Linked DNA regions of Mus musculus: all the other regions are linked to region 3. The links are chromatin loops, found by intact Hi-C in ENCODE. Cell type or tissue: gastrocnemius. All regions are shown on one strand.

Region 1 (8,000 bases), 260 kb after region 3:
ACTGCTATGGTCACCAAGGTGCTGGTCCAGACTAGAAGGGCTAGGGAAGACACGACTGCACAGGGGACACTTAAAAACACCCTCCCGGTGACTCCGAAGGTGCTGCTGTAGCTGGTGGGGTGAGAGAAAGAGCTGGTCACAGGCAGAGCAAAATAGTTCCTGGGTGGCCGCCCCACCTGACTCTCCACTGTTGTTCCTCCTTGGCTTCCGTCCCCTGCGGTCTCGCCCAATGGCCTCCCCATTTCGCAGCTCATTCCGCAGCTCATAACTGTGATCAGAGGCTGGCAGGGGTTCGGGCTGAGACACTGCTGCCTCAGTGGGTGAGGGGACCTGGGTTTCCTGCTGTGTGGCAGGCTCCGCAGCCTCCGGGACAGGAGCAGGGAAGTGGGTGGCCTGGTGCTCCAGGAAGTCAGCGGGCATCTGGAAGAGCTGGGAGCACTCGGAGCACTTGTAGAGGAGCAGCTCCACTTCTGTCACCATCTCGGTGGTGGCGGCCACAGACGGAACGGCCGCCCCCTCCCCACCCTCTTCTGCTTTTCGGTATGAATGTTCCACAGCCACTCGAGCCTGGCCCACAGGAGGGCCCAAAACAACTGGGGACCCCAAGACGACAGGAGCAGGAGCCTTGTTGGGCGTGGCTCTGAGATGCGTCTGGCGATGGCTAAGCCACATCTCTTGGCTGGCGAACAGAGCCTTACAGTCCACACACTCATAGTGGATGGCGCTGGAGCCCAAGGGGGGCACCTTGGGTGGTGGCTTGGCTGGCACTGCCTCCTGCGGTGCCATCATCTTCAGGTGTAGCTCCTGGTGCTCCAGGAGCTGGCTGGGGGACAGGAGCAGTTGCCCACACTCAAGACACTGGTACTGGCTCTCTTGGATGAGGGTCTGATATAGGCCTGTGCCTGAAGCAGCCTCTGTGGCCACTGTGACTCCAGGGTCAGCCACGCCCACCAGCTCAAAGTGCTGCTGGGGCACGTGGGAGTTCTGGTGCACAAGCACCTCCTCCAAGGATCCATAGAGCTGGTTGCACTCAGAGCAGACATAGCGGTGCTCAATGTACAGGACCGTCTCTTCACTCTCCTCAGTCATGGCAGCAGCAAGGCCCTGGGCTGAGAGGAGGGAAGGCAGCGACAAGTCAATCCTCCGGGGTATTTTATTCCATCCAACTTCTTCATTACATTTTCCCGCTCCAATGCCCTCCCTAATAATCCTCCTTGCCTGAACATAGGAACAGCCAACACGAATTTCTCCAATGGTCTTGTCCCAGGGACTTTCTCCCAAAGCTCCCAGCTCATTTAGCTTGCATTGAACACCAGCTCCTATGACCTCAATCCTCTCTATTTCCCATACCTCCAAACTGGTTCCCAAAGCCCTGTCCATCAAACAGGAACCTGTCTCCTTCCAATGCAGACTGTCCTTTGACTCCTTACCACTGCATGGGACAGTATTCCTTTGCCAAGCTACTTGCAGAATCCTCAAACACTCTCATGGCCTGTCCCTCCAAGCTGCACTCCTACATAGACTCTGCCTTCTGGCAGGCTCACAAACTTCTTTTCACACTCAGACCACTCAAGCTGGTGTCCAAGCCAACTGGTGGCACTGGTGGTCTTGCCACCCAACCTCTGCTAACCACCAATGCCCAGGTTCCTCACATCAAGTTACCCGGCTACCAAATTTTCTCTCACTGGCTGAACCCATCTCCATACTTTCCCACCTTAACCACTTCCTGATACTCAGACTCTTTAAAACAAGTTTAAACTAATCATATCAAGATCTTCTCAGCTGGGCAGTTCATGCTTTTAATTCCAGCCCTCTAAGGCAGAGTCAGGCAGATTGCTAGGAATTCACAGCCAGGCTGATCTACATAGTTAGTTCTGGGACAGGCTGGGCTACATGGAGAAACCAAAAGGGAAAAAGGCCCACCACAGGATTACCCTTTACCCGGAAGGTCCATCTCCACCAAAGTCTAATCCGTCACAGCCAGATGCGTCTCACCTTTCTGACACACCCCTAGAGTTTTCAATCACCCTTTCTCTCCACCAAGACCAAGTGTGCTGTGCTACTGCCCCAGCACACTGTCAGCTATTCACACTGACTTAACTCTAACTCATCGAGGAATGCCTATGTGCCTCCTCCCCAACCAACACTACCCTTTTTTGCATAAGGGTCCAGGCCAACCTTAATGAACTCAGCTGAGAACCCCGCTACTGAGTATAACCTAAACCTTTTTTTTCCCCTCTGAGAAAAGACCCAAATTCATCCTAACGCACTCCAGGGATTTTCAGATCCCTATTTCATACTGACTGAATTTCTCCTTTTTTGTAATCTTGGCCAGGAATAGCTGGCCCATCCTTCACAATTGCTTAACCTTTCACCTATCTCACTCAGGGTTTCCAATGTCTGTCACTTAGAAACTCCATCTGTACTCAAACCCTGCAAAAAGAGGTCCTCTTCATACTTAAACCTTCTCACCAGCAAACAACTATGGGGATACCCAAATCCCCCAGAGTTATCAATATGGTACATCCCCAAAATTCCTAGACTGCTCTCTGTAGCACACATCTCTGTCTCTCCAACTACACCCAAGATTGCTCGAATATTCCCTTTGGCCTACTTACCTGTATCTAAAACAAAACAATCCCTCCCCTCTAGCTCAACCTATTGAAACCCGTAAGAATAAATAAAGACCTCTGTCAATACTTTCCAAGCCCCACTTTCATGCGTTTATCGGTCTTCCTTGTCAGCATTACTCCGTTTTCCACACCTGATCCCTCCCTTCGCTCTAAAGATACCTCAAAAACCTCTTCTCTGCCTCAGCTCTTTCCAGGCAGAAATCGATTTTCCTCCCTGCGTTAATTACCTCCTTTCTCGGGCCAGCTCCCCACCCCGGCATCCATGAGTCCTCTAACCGTCCCCTTTCGATTCTGATCCCCATCCCAGCGCACCCACCCGTGGCCCCGATACCCCATGCAACCAGAGAGCCCTCCGGCGAGGCAGCTCTGGGACCTCCCCTTCCCGCCAAGGTCGGCCCCCGGCCTGCAGCCCGAGCCCTGCCCCTCCTCACTCAGCCCCGCACTCAACTCCAGTCCCCCATCCCACCCGCCGTCCCGGCACAGCCCCCGCCCGGCCCGCGCGCCCAACGGCCGCTCCGCTCTCCGCACCCGGGACGCGATCCTTCAGGCCTTCATCGTGCAGGCCGAATGACGCAGGCAAGCCGCCGGGTGGGGCCGGACCTCTGCGCTCCGGCGGGGACTCACCCGCCTCGGCCGTCTCGCCGGCCCCAGGCCGGGCTACGGGCTTCAGGTCCCTTTGCACCGCCACTCTAGCGCCGCGTCCTCTCTAGCGCCCGTCGTCTCGCCTGCTCCGCAGCCTCGCTCTCACCCCAGGCCGCCCTCAACAACGCTCCTCCCACCTTCCGCCTGGGCCGCTGCGAAGAACTGCACAATTCGCCCAATCATCGGCTGTCTGCCCCTGTCATTAGACCAATCGATGCTCAGGTTTCCTGAAGCCTCGACCAATAGAGCGGAGGGGTGGGATCGCGCAGCGCCCAGCCAATCCTTTAGCAATGTTCCCTCGCTGGTCGGCCTCCAGGTGGATACTACCCGCCTCTTTAATCCTCCCTGGAGGTTCTTCCTCTTCCACCTCTTCTCGGATTCCGCCTTTGATAGCTCGAAAGGGGAGCGCTGAGCGGAGAGGGCGCGATGACGTCGGGAGGCGGGACGAAGCTGGAGGCGCCATCTTGGGGGCGCCTGACAAGCTAGGCGTAGGGGATTCGGGCAGTGTAGGCTGTAGAGACACGCAAAGCCCTGGAGGCCGGCGGGTTACAGTCAAGGATCCCTGAGGGCCAGTGGCAAAAAAAAAAAAAAAAAAAAAAAGAGACACCACTCGGCGTGAATGGGAGAGGAAACCAAGCAGCAGCAGTCACACAGGGCAAAAGGAACAAAACAAGGCTTAAGACTTTTTTTTCCTATTAAGAGGATGAACGGGGAAATCGAGGAAGAGTAGAATGGAAACAAGATGTCAGGAGAGGGAGTTTAGAGGAAGAGGTACGTGACAGGAAGTGAGAAATGGAAGGAGAAAGGAAAAGCCCCGTTAGTAAGGTCCCTTGGAAGAAGCTGAGGGTGTGGGGTGGAAGACCTGAAGAAGGAAGTTTATGGGATTTGTAGTGGATCGAGTCAGTTGTTCTTGTTTTTGTTTGAGGCATGGTCTGGCTTTGTGAACAGGCTGGCCTCACAGAGATCCGCCTGACTCGGCCTCTCCTGTTTTGAGCATTAAAGGTATCTTTCCAGGTGACTGCCCTTCCACACAGTTACAGTTAAGGACCCCTAGGCATGGGAAGAATTTCCTGGGAAAACATGAAGTTCCAGGCCAGCCAGGGAGATGGTTCAGCGCGTAAAGCCACATGCTAAGCCTGATCTGGAGTTTTGATTCTGGGATCCACAGGGTGAAAGGAGAGAACTGACTCTTGTAAGTTGTTCTCTGACTTCTGCATATACCAGAGTGTGCATACATGAACATACACACACACACCTGAATGTAATATGGTAGCGAGTGACTGAAGAGATCCAGTATCCATATTTGGACTCCACACAAGTACACCACAGTTTTCAGGAAGCTCCCTCTTGAAGCCAAGGTTAAGGGAGTTATCAGAGGTGCATCTGGTTGGTCAAACTGTCCCCCGTTTCCCCAACTGAAGCTCAGAAAAACTAGGAGGGGTTTGAACACAGAACCACAGGTAGGTCTGAGTCTCCAGTTGTCACCATGTGTGTGCCCTCCTTTGGATGTCTAGCTGGATGTCTTCTTACTGGACTCCCTAGCAAGTATACCTACATGTTCTAACTAGGCTGCTTATCCTGGCCCTGGTACTTCTTAGCTGTGACTTTGGGCAAAACAACTCCACTCTGTCTCAGGTTTAGTTTTTTTTGTTGTTGTTGTTGTTGTTTTGGTTTTTTTTAGTTCTTCGAGACAGGGTTTCTCTGTATAGCTCTGGCTGTCCTGGAATTCACTTTGTAAAACAGGCTGGCCTTGAACTCAGAAATCCACCTGCCTCTGCCTCCCGAGTGCTGGGATTAAAGGTGTGCGCCACCATACCCGGCTTTTGTTTTTGTTTTTATCTCTGAAAAGGGATGCTAGTCTTTGTCCCGGGTTTTCGAGACACTAAGTAAATACTGCTATATAGAAATTAATTTTTGTTGGGCAGTGGTGGCACACACCTTTCCAGCACTTGGCAGAAGCAGGTGGATTTCTGAGTTAAAGGCCAGCCTGGTCTACAGAGTGAGTTCCAGGACAGCCAGGGCTACACAGAGAAACCCTGTCTGACACCCCCCCCCCAAAAAAGAAAATAATTGTTGAGACAGCATCTCTATGTAACCCTGAAACTCGTATGTAGTCCAGGCTGGTCTCAAGAGATCCCCCTGCTTCTGTCTGCCTGCTGGGATTAATGGCATGCATCACTACACATGGCTCGAGGACTTACTTTTAGTATCTGATTAGTATCTTGAGGTGCCTAGTGGTAACTGACATCCAAGTGTGTTAGGTGACAATGGAAATTCTGCCCAGTGCTTTTCATTCATTATTTAATTCTACCAGTCCTCTCAGAGACAGTTACCATGAGGTGCTAAGAAACAGGCCGGGAGAAGTCATGTGTCCAGGTTCCCACGGGGAGAGAAGAAAGCCATCATTCCACCCCAAGAGATGGTTCCCTAGGTCTATACTCAGTTCCCCGGTGGGTGGATTGTTTGGGATCAAAGGGTGAATGGTTGACTTCAGGAAGAGCAAAGCAAAGGATGGGGGAAGGGAAAGGGGGAAGGGGAAGACAGCAGATTTTTAAAGTAAAAGATTAAGGTAGGAGGTAGTGAGCCCTAAGGTTTGGGCCTAGCTGTTTGCTAGTGTAGTTTGGATTTGCCCTTGGGGTGAAATCGCCTGTGTAGGAGCCCAAGTGCAGACCAGACTGAGCTCTTGGCAGGCTCTGGGCCTGCAGGTAGTGTTTTGTTCCTGCTGAGGCCCCCTTTTCCCTCTTGAGGTCCCAGCTTAGCTTCTCAGGCTCCTCTCTCTAAAACCGCTCGGGCATCCCAACTTAATTTGGGCTGCCTACGTCCTTTCTCTGCAGAGGAAACCTGTTCGGGTCAGACACTGTGCTGTGGTAGCACTGGACTGGACCTTTTGGGACAGATTATGTTTAGAGAGGGTGGATAATACCATCCCTGGATCAGCAAAGATACGGAGAGGCAGGCATGAAGTACTGGCCTCAGGCTTGGCTAGAACGGAATGTGGGTGTTAAGGAGACTGTGGATGTTAACCCTAGAAGGATAAAGAGGCATGGACAAGTTTGGTGGTCCTACAGGGTCAGATATATTATGTCACATGTTGTTGGGCATGTCCCACGAAGTCAGAGCTCACCAAGCCAGACCTGCAATACTCTGAGTTGCCACGTGCCAACTGTGTGTGCGAGGCATGTGGTCACATGTGCTGGGGGCTGCACGTGAGAGTGTCAGTGTCTCCTCCCCATCACGAGCATGGGGGTGGTGGTGAGTCACGGGCTCAGCCTTCAGCGCCAACTGTCATGTTCCTTCCCCCCAAATTTCACCCCCCAACACACACACCCAGCCCTGCACCACCCACCCCCACTTGAAGATCTGTGTGGATTTTCTGTTCCATCCCCCTGCCCTTCTGGGCTTTCTCAGGGAGACGGCAGTATTCCTTAAGAAAGGGTGCTTCTCTCAGCTCTGCCATCTTGTCACCCCCTCCCACTGCCTCACTGCTCAGGTGACTAAAAGATGAGGGCCTCTTCTGGCTTCCCACTCATCTCCACGGGTCCCCAGGAGTTCTCTGTGCACAATGGAGAATCCCTTCCTCCCCTCAACATCTTGAGCCCGTTTCCAGAGGCTTCCCAGTTCTATGTCTCCCAGCTTGCCATGCCTGCCTCAGTGGTCCTCTCATGTCTATGAGCCACGTGACTGTCTCTGTGGGTCTCCTGTACCCATGGGGCTGTCTCCATCAGGAGACCTCTCCTAGCTTACTGGGCCCCGTGTATGCTTCCTGGTTGCTCCTTCTGTGTATGGCTCCCTATTCTGAGGAGTCTTTCTGTCTCTGGCCTCTGCCACCTTCAAACACCTCTGTGTCCTATATGCTGTTCTCTTGTCCTCAGGTGGCTTGCTTTTCCATGGCTGGCTTTCCTTGGCCTTGTGGAGTTTGTGGGCCTTGGCCCACCTCTCTTGGGTCTTGATGGCTGGCTGTCTCTTTCCCTGCATTTTTCTCCATCTCTGTAGTCCTCTCTCCCCATCTCTAGGCCCTTCCCTCAGTTCTCCCCACCAATGCCTCTCAGCTCCATGGGCTCCAGAATCCTGGGCTGCCTGGGCAGGGCGGTGGCATGGTGTGGTTGGAGGGGGTGGCCCCGGGGGTTGGCCCTTCATCCAATGCAGCTCGCTCTTCTCATCAGCATTCTCCTCGCAGGGCCCCCCAGCCCGACCAATACGATCTCCCCCTCCTCTGCTTCCCTCCCTCCTTGCTCCCTGCCTGCCTGCCTCCCTCCCTCCTGCCCGCCCTCCTCCCTGCCTCCCTCCCTTCATCTCTCCCCTCCACCACCACCACCACCACCATCACCACCACCACCACCACCACCACCACCCCACCCCCCCGCGCTCCAGGACTCAGCGCGGGCGGGCGGGCAGGCGGCGGCCTAGGAGGGGAGAAGGAGCAGTGGCGGCAGCGGTAGTAGCGGCCGGCAGCAAGGAGGCAGGCCCGGCTGGGGACACGGAGCCGCCAGCGGCTGCCGCTCACAGGGGACCAGAGTGTGCGGCCAGGCCCTCCCACCGAGAGCCGGCGGGCCCCGGGACACCCCACCCTCCTCCGCCTTCCCGTTCCACCTGCTTCTCTCCATCCTCTCCTCCCACCTCATCTCGCCACCTCGTCTGCCTCCCTTCTTGGTCTCACCAGGGCTGCCAGTTGCTCTGTCCTCGCTAGCCCCTTCATTGACCGGCCTCTCCTGGCCCTCAAGCATG
Region 2 (8,000 bases), 69 kb before region 3:
ACTTTCATGACCTAACTGCCCCACAAAGCTCCCACTTCCTCACACTGTCATATTAGGGATTAGGATGCAGCAGGAAGGCTTGTTTTTAAAAGACTCATCTGTTGTTATTTTATGTATATGATTTCTTTGTCTAAATGTATGTATATGCACATGAGAAGTCAGAAAAGAGTCAGGTGCCCTGGAATCGGAGTTACAGTAGGTTATGAACTGCTATGAACTCAGGACCTCTACAAGAGCAGTAAGTGCTCTTAACTGCTGCTCTGTCTTCTCAGCCACAACACAGAGGGTGTTTGTTTGCTTGATTGGTTGGTTGGTTTTTCGAGACAGGGTTTCTCTGTGTAGTCCTGGCTGACCTGGAACTCACTTTGTAGACCAGGCTGGCCTCAACCTCAGAATCTGCCTGCCTCTGCCTCCCAAGTGCTGGGATTAAAGGTGTGCACCACCACTGCCCAGCAACACAGAGGTTTTAAGAGGACATACTCCTTTAGCATCTTGTTGTATCATCAGTCACGTGACTGTTCTTTTGTGTGTACATATCTTTAAGGTCCTTTTTTTTTTTGTATGTTCAAATCTAATTTCCTTTTTTTGTTGCTTTTTTTTTTTTTTTTTGTCTTTGTTTTTCGAGACAGGGTTTCTCTGTGTAGCCCTGGCTGTCCTGGAACTCACTCTGTAGACCAGGCTGGCCTCGAACTCAGAAATCCGCCTGCCTCAGCCTCCCAAGTGCTGGGATTAAAGGCGTGCGCCACCACACCTGGCTCAAATCTAATTTTCTTATTGGAGAACATCACAAAAGCCTCATTTTGGCTTAATTACTATTCTCAGAACCCTATTCTCCAAATACGCCCATCCTGAGGTAGTGGAGGTTAGATCTTCAGTACATTAAGGTGGGAGGATAGAGTTCAGTACACAACAGATTTCAAGTCGTTAATTGTACAAGAATAATTCAAGCATAGTTAGTACCCATCTGTAATCCCAGCAATGGGGAGTCAGTGTTAGAGAAATTGCTGGAAGTCCAAAGGCAGTGTAGACTACATAGCAAGATACTTTCCCATCCAATTAAAAAAAAAAAAAAAAAAAAAGAGCTAGGCAGGTAGAGGTGGAAGCTGGGGAATTGGGAGTTCAAGGCAAATCCATGCTATATGGGGACCCAAAATGAGGCTTTTGTGATGTTGTCTAATAAGAAAATTAGATTTGAACATACAAAAAAAAAGACCTTAAAGATATGTACACACAAAAGAACACAGGTGGTAGTGGCATAAATCCTAGCACTCAAGAGTCAAAGGCAGGTGATCTCTGAGTTTGAGGCCAATTTGGTCTACAGAGCAAGTTCCATGTCAGCCAGGGCTACACAGAAAACTCTATCTTGAAAAACAAACAAAGAATAGTTTAAACACAGTAAGAAAGGAATAAAGGCATATTTGATTGTTTTCATGGTGCTATGGATCAAATCCAGAGCATCATACATGCCAGATAAGCACATCCCTAGTCTGTCATTACTGGTTTTAACAGAAAATATTGCCAACTAAAATCAGAGGGGATGTCATGTAAGCTCAGGTTTAGCTTGAGATTCTCAAATCTATACGTCTTCATTTTTTTATAATTTTGTCCTGATTGTTTGTTTATTGTCAGCTTGATACAAACTAGGGTCATCTAAAAAGAGGGAACATCTATTGAGAAAATGTCTCCTTAAGACTGGCCTGTGGGGGGACAGGGGTGGGGTCAGAGAGATGGCTCATCGGTTAAGGGCACTGACTGTTCTTCCAGAGGTCCTGAGTTCAATTCCCAGCAACCACATGGTGGCTCACAACCACCTGTAATGGGGATCTAATGCTCTCTATATGCTGGGTGTGTCTGAAGACAGCTACAGTGTACTCATATACGTAAAATAAATAAATCTTAAAAAAAAAAAAAAAAGACTGGCCTATAGGAAAGACTGTAGGGTATTTTCTTGATTAATGATTGATGGGGAGGGCCCAGCCCCCTAGGTCCTGAGATGTATAAGAACACAAACTGAGCAAGTCAGTGAGCATCCCTCCTCCATGATCTCTGCATCAGCTCCTGCCTCTAGGTTCCAATACCCTGACTTACCTCAGGAAGTGATGGAGTGTGACCTAAGAAGTGTAAGCTGAAATAAGCCCTTTCCTCCCATAGCTGCTTTTGGCCATAGGGTTTTACCGCAGCAATAGAACCCTATGGCAAATTTTATAACTAATATAAGTTAATTAATTATAATTAATTTTTGGGGTTTCTTGTGGGCGGGTGGGTGGGTACCCATCACACATGGAATGTGTGAATGTCAGTGGACAACCATCAGGGATCAACATTCTGTCTCCATCATATGAGTCCCAAGGATGCCTTGGTGCCTTTCCCTGGTAAGCCATATATATCATCAGCCTTGAAACCATCTTTTGTTGTCACAAAAAATATTTACAGGTAAACTTGGTGGTGAGCATCAATAATCCCAGGTACCCGGGAAGCAGATTCAGGTAGCTCATTTAAGGACAGGAGTTAAATGTAAGTCTGAGCTGTATAACAAGACCTCGTCTTAAATAGATGGAGGTAGTAGAATCAACACTATATGCTTGGGATGCAATGTGTCTGTCCCAAAGGAACAAACACAAATACCATCCTCTTACTAGTTAGCTGGACTTGTGGACTCAAACACAGCAACTTAGAGGTCAGATGGGAAGTCTGGTTTACAGTTATCTGCTCCTTGCAATCACCTGCGTTATCAGTGTTTTAATGGGAGGGATTGCAGTCTCAGTAACCACATCATGTCTTCTCTTATATTCAGAAGCCATTTTCTTCACTTTCTCAGTTAAGCTTGTCACCAGGCCTGATTTTTTTCTTTAAAATTTATTTATTTTTGCTTTGTATATGAGTGCCTCTGGAGGTAAGAAGAGAGCACTAGATACCCTGGATCTAGACTTAGAGATGACTGCAAGCCACCATGCAGGTGCTGCTGGGAATCCAGTCTGGGTTCTCTCTGCAAGAGCAGCAAGTGCTTTTAACCACTGGGCCATCTCTCCAGCTTTTAGACTAGATTTTAAGTCTCAGTTCTTTATCCATTTACAATATTCCTCTTCTGGAGTACCATAGAGCCCAGCAGTGGAAGGGGGGGACAGACAGACACACTCAGACACAGAGATTGTGGTTATCTGCAGGCAGCACAATGTTGGAAGATAGGGGCAAAGAGCTTTCCCTTCACAGCATCTGAAAGTAACTGTAGATGTGTTTCCCTCCAACAGGGGTCGCCAGAAGCCACGGGGACCAACACCTGGCTCCTAGGAGGTGGCTCTTGGAAGGTGGCCAAGAATGTGAATGCAAAGGTCAGTAATTCAGCCTTGCCCTCAGGGTTGGTGCCACCATGATCCTTAAGCTTCATCTCCCTTGAGCCCCTCTGAGAGCAGTACAGATGTTATCTGAGCTAACCTCAGCTTCCCACCAGAAGCTGCACTAATGCCTGCTTTCTCTGTGAGTCAGACAGGAGCAGATGCCTACCAAGTCTACACAAGCACTAACCCAATCACAAGCTGCCCCCCCACACACACACACCCCAAATTTCCAGCACTACCTTCTCAAAGGGTTTTACTTTTTCCTGGTTTCTTAGATCCCAGTCTTAGCCTGATGTTCCTTATAGAAAGGACGGAAGCAGAAGAAATGCAGCACTAAAGACACCTGGACCTTAGCTTTTCATTCTTTGGTCTCCACAGGGACATCCCAATGCGCCCTTCTAAAGCAAATCCCTGCCCCAAAGTCACAAAACCAATCTAGAAATCCTGGGGTTCACACAGCTTGAAGTCTCTGTTGCTCTCTGTTGATCTTTTCCTCGGTCTTTATGAAAGAGGCACCAGAGGCTCAGAAGCCCTGCCCGGAGTCCCTGTCCTCAAACAAACCAATCTTCCTGAACTCTAAGCAGCAGCCTCTTGTTACAGATTGGTTCCTGCAAGCCCCAAAGAGAAAAGCCACAGCAGTGCTGGGGCCACCAAGGAAGCAGTGTCCCTGTGATCACGTCAAGGGCAGGGAGAAAAAAAACAGTAAGTTTCAAGGATGGCCTTGCTTAACCGCACTCAGCCCTATGAGGTCACTAGGGGTGGAGGTAAGGCTGCATCAACTAGCCTCTTTCTACTCAATGTCAGCTTGTCGGGAAAACTGAAAGAGCAAAAACATCAGGATTGACTTATTCTGGAACTAAAAAGGGTTAATCAAATTCCTAAATTCTCAAACAGCAGCATTTACTATAGTAAAAGACAGGGCAGCTGTGACCTGTGACATTCACTAATGTCTAAAGGTGATACCAGCATCAGTGTGGAACAAGATTTTGGTTTTTCCTTCATCTGCCAGTTAGTTTTATTGTTTGTTTTCACTTAAGTACACGACACACACAGGACCTTGAGAGATCCAAAGGAATCAGATTTCCTGGTTCAGGACTTACAGATGGCTTTGAACCACCATGTGGTTTGAATTTGGAACTTCTAAAAGGGCAACTCCTGTTCTTAACCACTGAGCTAGCTCTTTAGCTCTACAGTCTGTTTTAAAATGTTATTACGCAAAACTTAAGTCAGAGGCCTGAAAGGTGGCTCAGAAGGTAAAGGTGCTTGTAGCCAAATATGACAGCCTGGGTTCAATCCCTGGGACCCACATGACAGAAGAAGAGAACAGACTCCTGCGAGTTACCCTCTGACTTTCACAGTACTACCACATGCACGCAACCCCATGTACACATGCGCATGCACACAAACACACAAATAAACCATCAGAGATTTTAAATTACTATATTTCATTTAGTGTGTGTGTGTGTGTGTGTGTGTATGTTTACATGTAGCATCACATGTATGGAGGTCAGAGAACAAAGTGGGAATCAGTTCTCTCCTCCTGTTATATCAGACTCTGGGAATGAACTCAGGTTATAAGGTTTGGCAAGTGATTTTACCTGATGAGCCATCTCTTCTCCCCTTGTTTGGCTTTTTGATTCTTTTCTTTTCTTTTCTTTTTTTTTTTTTGGTTTGATTTTTCAAGACAGGGTCTTCTATGTAGCCCTGTTTGTCCCGGAACTTACTTTGTAGACCAGGCTGTCCTGGAACTCATACAGACCTACTTGCCTCTGTCTCCCAACCACTGGCATTAAAGGTGTGCCATCATTCCTGTCTTGTTTGGCTTTCTAAGATGGATTTTCATTCTAGCCTGAGCTGACTTGGAATTCGCTTTCTAGTCTAAGTGGACCCCAAACTTAAAATATTTTCTGCCTTCTGAGTGCTGAGACTGCAGGCATGAGCTATCACTATCAGCTGCATCTCATAATTTTTACAGTTTACATAAAAATTACATTTTAAAATGTTTTTAAAGGAGCTGGAGAAACAGCTCAACAGTTAAGAGCACTTACTGCTCTTTCAGTGGACCAAGGTAGCCAGACAGTGTTGGCACACTCCTTTAGTCCCTGAAATCTCTGCAATGGGAGGCAGAGACAAGCAGATCTCTTAAGTTTGAGGCTAGCCTGGTCTACAGAATGAGTTCAAGGACAGCCAGAGCTACACAGAGAGACCCTGTCTCAAAATAAAATAAAATAAAATAAAATCAGAGGATGTCAGATGGTTCCCAATACCTAAAATTCAAGCTCCAAGGGATCTGAAACTCTATTCTGACCTCCTCATGCATTCTCACACAAGTGGCACACACAATAAAAATAATATAAAGTATTTTTAAGTTTTTAATGATAGCTCCTCCTTTTATTTGTGCCCTAGGACACCAAAAGCACCACAGGAAGTCGCAAAGACCCTCCAGAGCCTGCCAGCAATTTCTCAAACGATGTCACCTGGCAAGCTTTGCGCTGCCCTTATAGTACTGAGACTCTGCTCCTCTAGTTAGACTCTCTCAGTGGAAAGGAGGTGACCAGCCCTAGCACGGTTCTTATTCTCCCCACCCCCATCCTCACCAAGAGCACCCCAGTGCTCTCTGAAGGCACTGCCTCACAGTGTATCTATGACTGTGCCCCTAGTGCCGGCTGCACTTGCCACTCTTGTCTTATGCCTTCTGTTTACCCTACAAGAATGCAGGACACCTCGGCCTCCTGTTGGCCTCACATTGCAATCAGAAAACTTGCAATGAAAATAATTAAATACATAGTGCATACGTGTGTGTATATGTGTGTATGTAAAGTGAGTATCAGTTATATCGATCAGATGGGGTCTGACTACTGACATTCAGTTCCTGTGTCACCCTTAGCCCTGTTCATTTGAAACCCTTCCCATGTACTTCTCCCTCCTTGCCCTTCTCTACTCTTTCACTCGTTTGGAGGTGCACGGTCTATGTGGGTATCAAAGGCAGGTAAAGCACTGAATCAGACACTGCCTGCTTAGAAACAACAAAGGGTTAGAAATTGTGCTTTCTTTCTTTTTTTTTTTCCCTTGGTTTTTCAAGACAGGGTTTCTCTGTGTAGTCCTGGCTGTCCTGGAACTCACTCTGTAGACCAGGCTGGCCTCGAACTCGGAAATCTGCCTGCGTCTGCCTCCCAAGTGCTGGGATTAAAGGCGTGTGCCACCACTGCCTGGTGAAATTGTGGTTTCTTAGCATCTAGACAACCTTCAGTGTTTATGATTCCTATTATCATCATCACCACCACCACCACCACCATCATCATCATCCCCACCATTATCACTGCATTCTGTGAGTTTCTCATGTAGTACAAGAGATATAAATGCAGAAACACAGTTCAAGGGCTGGAGAGATGGCTCAGCGGTTAAGAGCACTGACTGCTCTTCCAGAGGTCCTGAGTTCAATTCCCAGCAACCACATGGTGGCTCACAACCATCTGTAATGAGATCTGATGCCCTCTTCTGGTGTATCTGAAGATAGCAACAGTGTTCCCACATACATGAAATAAATAAATAAATAAAATAAAATAAAAAAAAAAAAAAAAAAAAGAAACACAGTTCAAGGTTAGAAAGATGGTATGGAGGATCTGAGCTGTCATTCAAAAGGGTTTTGAGCCTATAAAAACAGGATGGTATGTGCTTTGTTTTGTTTTGTTTCCTTTTTAGTAGGAGTTATAAAATGATCAGAGCAACAGTCTAAGACAATTCAAAAGGCAACCAAGTTGTAAGAATGAATGAAAAGGAAACTATGATTAAAAGTATAAAGACTCCTTAAGTATTCCTCTGGTATCAGGAGGGGGAAAAGTACTGAACTATAGTGGTACACACCTGTGGTCACAGAATTTGGGAAATGAAGACAGGAAGAATAGTAGTAGCTTGAGGCCAGCCTGGGCTACATGAGTTTCCCATCTCTGGGGGTAGGGACCACTCATCTAGCTCACCTAGAATCATCCCAGATGAAACAGAAGACTAAGATACTTGCCTTATGAGAAGGGTCACTGGTCATTTTAACTGAGTGGTGAGTGGGGCGGGGCCCTATTTATGACACAAGAGAACAAGCCCCTCCCTTCTTGTAAGACAGTACTGGGCACATGAGCCTCTTCCTAGTCCTAATCCCTCTCCCAAAGAGACACAGAGAGATCACCTGGCAAGAAGTGGGGACCAGCAGTGATAAACTCACAGATCAGCTATAAAGGAAGATCAGGAATGCCAGGACAAAAGATTAGAGCCCAAAGGGATGTGCCATCATGAACGATCTGTGAAGAGGGAAGGAAGCCTGAAGGGTAGGGAGCAGAAGGATGAAGCCTAGGAGACCAATTTCTTTCCCAGGGGAAATAACAACTATGGACCCAAGTTCTCCCTCAGTATCTAGGCCAGAATGGAAACCTGAGACACAGGAGAGACCTATAATTAAGCCAGATCCTGGGCCAGAAACAACCCTCACAGACCACCCAGGATCAAAGATGCTGCAGGAATCTGGTACCCCACAGAAACAAAGTCTCCCAAATGAGCCCACTGCCCAGCAAGAAGCTGAATTCCAGCAGGAACAGGGAATCCAACAATCCGCTCTGCTTCAGAAATTTCTCACCCCATTCGCCTTCCCTGCACCACAGCAATCATCCCCAAGCC
Region 3 (8,000 bases):
CTCAGGGGCAAAGGAGCTTGCCACGTGGGCCTGGAGACCTGAGTGCAGACCCAGAGCCTCCACAACCAGAAGAAGTCAGTCAGTTCCACAGTGCTGTCCTCTGACCTACACGTACACACACAGTAATAATACATGTAAATGCTTCAAAACTAGCCAGGTATGGTAGCACACTCCCTTAACACTGGCATGTGAGAAGGAGGCAGTTAGCTGTGAGTTCGAGGCCAGCCTGGTCTATCTATAAGAGGAGTTCCAGGACAGGTAGGACTACAAAAAAAAAAAAAAAAAGCAACCAACAACGTCTTAATGTCTTTCAAGCTTGAAGACTGGAGCCTTTGGCATCTTTGTCCGCAGCTCCCTTCTTTCCCAGCATGCCCTTCCAAAGCTAGGACCATGATTCCCAATGACCACACAGCACAAGACTGACTTGCTTGCCAGAGTGTGACTCTGGAGTAACAAACAGACCAGCCTGAGGATTCCTCACTGGACACTATTTGTGTAACTTACGGGACCGAGATTTGCTGACCCTTGGGAGACCCTGTTTCAAAATAAGAACCTAACACTTGGGAAGTTTATGCAAGGGTTGAGGCCAGCCTGGGCTACACTGCCAAACCTTATCTCCAAAAATAAGTATCTAAATAAATGCGCAGCAGTATAACATTTAAGCGTAAATGAAGTGTTATATAACTGTTCAAAATAAGAAGGGCAGGATGGTACAGGCGCAGAGGCTTGTAACTCAGGAGATAGAAAAAGACACGTCAGCCGGGCGTGGTGGCACACGCCTTTAATCCCAGCACTTGGGAGGCAGAGGCAGGTGGATTTCTGAGTTCGAGGCCAGCCTGGTCTACAGAGTGAGTTCCAGGACAGCCAGGGCTACACAGAGAAACCCTGTCTCGAAAAAGAAAGAAAGAAAGAAAGAAAGAAAGAAAGAAAGAAAGAAAGAAAGAAAGAAAGAAAGAAAGAAAGAAAGGAAGGAAGGAAGGAAGGAAGGAAGGAAGGAAAAGGAAAGGAAAGGAAAGGAAAGGAAAGGAAAGGAAAGGAAAGGAAAGGAAAGGAAAGGAAAGGAAAGGAAAGAAAAGAAAAGAAAAGAAAAGAAAAGAAAAGAAAAGAAAAGAAAAGAGGCACATCAGGAATTTAGGGCCAGTCTCGGCTGCATAGCAAGTTCGAGGCCTGCCTCGACTCTGAGAAAATTTGTTTCAGAGAGACAAGAGGGGCACAGTATCAGTTACCCAGGAGGCAGACAAGAGAGGATCACTTGAGCCTAGGCTATCAGCACCAGTCTCAAAAACAATACCAGCAAAAGCGCTTCCTACATTCTGTCACCCAGAAGCATGCTTGGATATATGGAGAAAGAGTAGACTAGGCATGGTACACATGCCGTCAATACCAGTACTGAAGGGGCCAGGGGGAGGAGGAGGCAGGAGGGTTGCCAAGTTTACTGTGCCCATGAACTTGACTGTCCACCTGACAAGATACGTATGAGCAGGTATGTGAGGGAATCACTCGACTGAGTGAGCCGAGGTGGAAATGTGAGTGGTACCAGCATAAAGCCAGGAAAGCAAGCTGAGCACCAGGATTCACCTCTCTGCTTCCTGGCTGCCTTACACTCCAGCCGCCATGCCTTCTCCACCGTGGTGCAATGAAGCTCTTTGGACTTTTTGTTTTGTTTCTGAGACGGAGTCTCACTCTGGTACAGGGTAACTTGGATTTCAAGAGTCTCCTCTCCTGCCCTAGCGTCCCGAGCGCTGGGATCACAGAGGTGTTCTACCACATCCAGCTTGAAGTCTATTTCCAAATGCACAGCACGAAGAAGCCCTGAAGACACTGTACTAAGTCAAAGAAGCTGGACATCGTAGGCAGATGTCCTGACGCCATCAAATGCCCACAGCTGCAAAATCCGTGGCCAAGTTCAGGGAAGAGGAAGATGGGGGCAATTGGTAAATAAATCTAGACTTGATTTAGAAATGGCAAAAATATTGTCCTACTTTGTTTTGTTTTGAGAAAAGGTTTGTCTATATAGCTCTGGGTGTCTTGGAACCCACTGTGTAGACCAGGCTGGCCTCAAACTCACAGAGATCCACCTGCCTCTGACTGCCAAGGGTTGTGATTAAAGGTGTGTGCCACTATGCCCAGCTTGTTCTACAACCTTTTGATTTTATGTGTTATTTCACCAAGATTTTAAAAAAATTCTTTTGTAGGGCCTCATGGCATGGGATTACCATTTTGCCTACACGGGGAGGCCAGGGAGAAAGATAACTGTGAGGTCTGTTTCGAATAGACTGGGTTCTAGACAAGCATGGGCAACCTTAGGAGACCTCTGTCTCAAAGTAAGTAAAAGAACCCTGTTAGAAAACTCAGCAGTTGAGCGTGCCTGAAGACTCCCAGTGAGGGCTAGGGTGCGGCTCGGCTTCGGGGCAGGGAGAACAAACATGCACAAAAGCCCCGGGTTCCATCCCAGTACTGTCCCCAAGAAAGACTCATTTGAAAAGAAGCAACCCTAGGTCTCTAAGTGTCCACTCCATCCCCAGGTCCATCTGGCCCCCACCTTGTCAGGCTGAGAGGCGTTGGGTGGCTGCTGGAAGGTGAGCAGGTGCAGGCCAGGGAGGAAGCTCTGGGTGACACAAGCCTCCAGGGAAGTGACGAAGACGGGTGCTGGCCCCCACCAGCCCACGGTGCCTGAGATCTGCTCCCCTCGGCAGCGGGCCTGCTCTGAGAGGACAGGGGTATGGGAGACTGGAGGGTCAGTATGAGGTATTCTGAGCCCCTCCCCCATGGCTGCTCGACACTCACCAGGCCGAGGAAGGCAGCTCTCATTGTGCACACACCAACCTAGGGCGCCAGGTCCCCGGGGAGGAGCTGTGGGGCTGCTGAAGGCCAGGCATGCTTGGCAGTCACTTAGCAGGCGGCCTAGGCCCAGGCAGCTGGCCGCTGGACACTGTAAGGAAGAGACAATATACACTGTCCTCTGAGCCTCAGGAGATCCAACAAGAGCTGTGGCTACACGGTCTGGGGAGAGGCAGCCTAGTGGCCATCAGGAAACAGCAGGGTTGGTCTACAGGAACTCAAGAACAAGGGTTCGGGGATGCAGGGACAGGGTCCTAAACTCGGGTGCTAGGAGAGGTACAGGCTCTGGGTTGGGGACAGTCAGGAGGCAGGAATGAGGATCTTGGGTAGCTGACCACTTAGGCAGGGGGAGTTAAAGGCAGGTCTCTGTGCTAGTGGATGGATGAATGGCCTGGGGTAGCCACTCACAGCTCCTGAGGGAGTCCCAGGAGGGGGCGCAGCTTGGCAAGCGCCCTGACACCAGCTGCATTCCGGGTCTCGGGAGCAGACACTGTGGTCTGTGTACATGGAACAATAGTCCAGGTGGTACTGCAGAGACACGGAACACAGGAGAGGACACTGCTCTCAAGACCTGGAGTATCTGCCAAGGCTGGCTCCCCATGACTGCTCCAGTTAACCCCACCCCACTCCTCCCTCAGGCCTGGAGAACCTCGTACTCTGCCCACTTCTCTCCAAGCACCCCTCATTTGCAGAGACTGCTGCCTCCACCCACAGTCACTCCCTCCCCATCACCCCAATGCTCACATCTAGGGCAGGTGCCTGAAACACGAAGGGGGGCACCTTGTAGGCCATCAAGTCCCCACGAGGCCGGCCACTATATCCCCCAGCCACCAGCAGGACACTGCCACCAAGAACAGCTGCCACATGTGAGTAACGGCCACTAGGAGGCGCCGCTCGACCTAGAAGACAGTCACAGCATCAGACATTCCCCAGCTCCTGCCCTCCTGGCTCCTGCCCTTGCCCCAGTCTAGCCGGCTTATTGCTGCTTTAGCTCCTACCTAGCCAAGGAAATCCTACTGGCCTGCCTGGCTCTGCGCTTGCGTTATTTTCTCAATTCTCTCAGAGGCCCAGTGCCCCTGCTCAAAATGATCTTTGTGACAGACACAGATTCAAATCATATATCAGTTATGAGCTGCTGTATGGTTTTGGGCAGGAGACTCAACTTTGCCAAGTCTTGGTTTCTTTGCTTTAAACTGAACCATCCCAGAGAGAGGTGGGAGGGGAGGGAGGAAGGGGGCTAAGGAGAGGGGAAAGGAGCGAGAGAGAGGACCTCAATCTATAACCACAGGCTGGTCTCAAATTCAGGCCCTCTGAGAATGTGAAGTGAGTAGATACGATTCAACAGTAGTTGGTGACATCTATAAAAGGTAAGCAATAGGCCAGCGAGCTGGTCCGTCATACAAAAGCACCTGCCACCAAGTCTGACAGCCCAAGGTCAATCCCTGGAATCCACATGGTAGAAGGAGAGAACTGACTCCTGCAGGTTGTTGGGCTCTCCACACTCTCTGGCTTGTACCCATGTGCACAGACACACACTCTCTGGCTTGGGTCCATGTGCACAGACACACACTCTCTGGCTTGGGTCCATGTGCACAGGCACACACACACTCTGGCTTGGGCCCATGTGCACAGGCACACACTCTCTGGCTTGGGTCCATGTGCACAGGCACACACACTCTGGCTTGGGCCCATGTGCACAGACACACACTCTCTGGCTTGGGTCCATGTGCACAGGCACACACACTCTGGCTTGGGCCCCTGTGCACAGGCACACACACACTCTGGCTTGGGCCCATGTGCACAGGCACACACACACTCTGGCTTGTACCCATGTGCACAGGCACACACACACACTCTGGCTTGGGCCCATGTGCACAGGCACACACACACTCTGGCTTGTACCCATGTGCACAGACACACATACTCTGGCTTGTACCCATGTGCACAGGCACACATACTCTGGCTTGTACCCATGTGCACAGACAGCACACACACTGGCTTTGGCCCATGAGCACAGGCACACACACACTCTGGCTTGTACCCATGTGCACAGACACACATACTCTGGCTTGTACCCATGTGCACAGACACACATACTCTGGCTTGTACCCATGTGCACAGACACACATACTCTGGCTTGTACCCATGTGCACAGACACACACACTCTGGCTTGGGCCCATGTGCACAGGCACACACACTCTGGCTTGGGCCTACATGCACAGGCACACACAAAATAAGACAAACAGAAAGTGACAAACAAGTAGGAGGGGCCCAGATGGGAACTGGGGAAAGAAGTAGCCAAGGCTGTCCATACCAAGTACTTAGATCCAACCCAGCCTGGTACTTTCACTAAAAGCAAACCAAGAAACCCCCCTTTCTGGTTATAAAAAGTGAATCATGGCTTCTCTGACTTCCTACTGACCCCTATACTTTGTAAGCACATGGGTCTTAGCCCAAGAAATTGGAAATTTGTACATGTGTATGTACGCATGTATTTTTGCAATGCTAAAGATCTAGTCCAAGGCCTTACACATGCCAGGCAAGTGCCACCAGTGAGCCACGCCCCCAGCCCCTCTCTGGTAGATTATAAGCAAGGGCTTGACCACTAAGCCATGCTCCTGCCCTTTTGTTGGGCTTTGAGACAGAGTCATTGCATATAGTCCTGTCTAGATGCAGACTCTATATCCTGCTTCTGCTTATAGTCTTGGGAACATAGTGTGTATACCATGCCTGTCAAAAAAATTGCAGTCTTTTCTCATTTACTTTACTATTGTATGTGTGTGGTGTATGGTATATGCTGTATACAGCCACGTGTACGCATGCAGAGGCCAAAGGAGGAGACTCTCCATTTCAGATGGTTGTGAGCCACCAGGTGGTTGCTGGGAATTGAACTCAGGACCTCTGGAAGAGCAGCCCGTGCTCTTAACCACAGAGCCATCTCTCCAGCCCTTGGTTCTACCTCTTGTCACTATGCCATGAAGTCACTGCTTCTTAGGGCAGCTGCAAACTGGCAAGCTTCCAACAGAACCAAGGTTCTGGGGCTGCAAAGGTGGCTCTGTTGATAAAGTGCTTACCTCACAGCATTAGGGCTGGAGTTCCATACCTAGCACTGTCAGAGGAATGCCAGGCAATCCCAGCACTGGAGACGTGGGGCCAGGGGAAGCGTTGGGTTCACTGGCCAGCCAGACTAGCCTAGCTGGTGAGAGGCCCTGACTCAGAGAGGGTGGACAGTATTCCTGAGGCTAATACCTGAGGTTGTCCTCTGGCTCCCACATGTGCACGCTGCACACATGCACACACGCACACACACATTCACACACATGTGCATTTAAAAATAAAAAGTAAAACCCATGTTCAGTGCCCTACATCTGCTTGCTGGTCCCCCACCTTGTCCTCACCGAGGCTTGTCTCCAGAGGTCATTCCAACAGGATGCCTGGCCCACCAAGGTAATGACTGAGGCATCTCCTGCTAAAACTCAGAGATCTTCAAAAGCCCTCAGGAAAACAGAGGAGACTCACCCTCAGGGGTTCCTGGCGGGGCAAGCTCAGCCCCTGACACCCACTGGTGGCAGCCAAGGTGGTAGAAGAAGATGCCATCTTCGTAACACTTTTCCTCCTGGTAATGCGTATGCACATTGCCCCCTGGGAAAAGAGGAAAGGGCACCGCTGGCAAGCCTCAGGAGAGGGAGGAGACCCAGGCTGAGTCTCATCTCTGGGTGGGCTCAGGCAAGCCTTGGGGGAGGTAGGGTTGTCCAGGCTCAGTTTCAGCTCAGGGTGGGCTCAGGCCCCTGGAATTCAGACAGGATCTAGGGAAATCACCTCACCATAGACCACCATGTAGTTTCCTAGAACACTGGCAGTGTGGAAGGCTCTCTCCCGTGGACCCTGGAGCCCATCCCGGCCCTTCAGCGTGGTCCACACACGCCGTTCCACGTGGAAGAGCTCAGTGGAATTCACCCGCACAGAAAACCTACAGGGAAGAGACAGGCCAGGGGCCCAGGGCGAGGAGGGCCTTCCTTCTCTCCCCTAGCTTCACCCAGGATTGAGACCGGCCATGACCATGTCTATATCCCATCCTGACTAGACATTCACTGTGGGCAGGAACCAGGTCTGAGCAGGGTCTGGCATCTTGCATAATCTGGCAAGAGCTGGAGGACGGTGGAAGTGTGGGGGAAGTGACTAGTCAGAGCCCCAGTAAGGGATCAGAGAGCGCTAGGCTCCTCGGGTGAGGGAATAGATAAATATTAGACAAAGTGAAGACTTAGATAAACAAATGGTCCATGGCAGAGGTAACCACCTGAAACCAGGAGTCTGTCAATGAGCAAAGACTTCTAGGGCTGCTGTGGCCAAGGAACAGGAGTACAGGACGTGTTACTCACCGGGCAGTGGAAGGCCGGTGTCCACCATGGACCAGCAGAGTACGAGATGGGGCATGGAACACCATAGAGTGCCCAGTGGCAGCAGGGGGCCGCCCACCTGCCGGGATCACCTGCTCCCAATAGCCCCTGCTGGTGTGGTCCAGGCGGAACCGGAAGAGGCCAGAAGAAAAGAGGTCATGCTGAGTGCGGCCACCGGACACATAAAGCCAGATGTCATCCACCAGAGCAGCTGCATGGCCTGCCAGCCCCGGGGGCCCAGAAGAACTGGAAGCAGGTGGTGCCAGGAGCTCCCAGTGGCCTCCACCCAGGGGGCTAAAGGCCCACACATCATTGGTTAGCAAGCCATTGGCCAGCTCACCACCCATCAGCACCAGCAAGCCAGCCCAGGCCACGGCCACATGAGAATGACGGGCAGCCTGTGGGGAAGAGACAAGGAGAAAGATAGTGACACACTGGAAAGGACCAGAGCAGAGAGATACAAAGTCAGAAAAGCAGATATGCAGAGAGGGAATAGAAGACAAGCCTGGGGACGTGTGGACCTGGAGTTCCAGGACTTGAGAAGAAGAGACAGAGGCAGGAGGATCAGGAGTTCAAGGCCAGCCTGGGCCATGTAGTGAACTTGAGATCAGATTAAGCTATGTGAGACCCTGCTTCAAGCAGACAAAAAAAAAAAAAAAAAAGGAGGAAATAAAGAACAAACAGACAGAAAGCCAGGTCTGGTGGTATGTGCCATTCTAATCTCAACACTTGGGAGGCAGGAAGACTGCCATGAGTTCAAG

The links. A loop is a pair of places that touch in the nucleus more often than their neighbours do. Peaks named below come from ENCODE experiments on the same cell type or tissue, not always from the same donor. Only the 100,000 strongest peaks of a DNase experiment are listed, where the experiment ranks them.
Region 1: it touches region 3 in a loop (3-fold over the local background); 3 of 42 quality-filtered maps call a loop at or near these places.
Region 2: a loop joins it to region 3, with 2.7 times the contacts of the local background. A loop is called at or near these places in 4 of 42 quality-filtered maps.

The regions. Positions count from the first base shown.
Region 1 is chr7:25,072,644-25,080,643 of GRCm38, reverse strand. It overlaps Zfp574 (zinc finger protein 574), which reads right to left and starts at 3,837. Exons shown (of 2, transcript NM_175477.5): 1 at 3,162-3,837; 2 at 1-1,109. The coding sequence starts at 1,089. It also overlaps a transcript of Grik5 not described here. In gastrocnemius, no CTCF peak of the experiment used is centred here; DNase peaks (open chromatin) are centred at 3,536, 7,484 and 7,781; H3K4me3 peaks cover 3,826 bases; H3K27ac peaks cover 3,563 bases.
Region 2 is chr7:25,398,186-25,406,185 of GRCm38, reverse strand. Cxcl17 (chemokine (C-X-C motif) ligand 17) reads left to right here. Exons shown (of 4, transcript NM_153576.2): 2 at 3,249-3,329; 3 at 3,936-4,037; 4 at 5,742-6,133. The coding sequence ends at 5,839. All of the region lies in intron 3 of 4732471J01Rik (RIKEN cDNA 4732471J01 gene), which reads right to left. It also overlaps a transcript of Lipe not described here. Among named protein-coding and RNA genes, the nearest start is that of 4732471J01Rik, 7.5 kb to the right of the region's middle. In gastrocnemius, a CTCF peak has its summit at 3,246 (motif pointing right); a DNase peak (open chromatin) is centred at 3,295; H3K27ac peaks cover 453 bases.
Region 3 is chr7:25,329,498-25,337,497 of GRCm38, reverse strand. Megf8 (multiple EGF-like-domains 8) reads right to left here. Exons shown (of 41, transcript NM_001160400.1): 6 at 7,222-7,637; 7 at 6,667-6,812; 8 at 6,362-6,484; 9 at 3,586-3,740; 10 at 3,250-3,369; 11 at 2,788-2,932; 12 at 2,543-2,706. Among named protein-coding and RNA genes, the nearest start is that of Megf8, 16 kb to the right of the region's middle. In gastrocnemius, a CTCF peak has its summit at 3,726 (motif pointing right); DNase peaks (open chromatin) are centred at 3,736 and 7,353.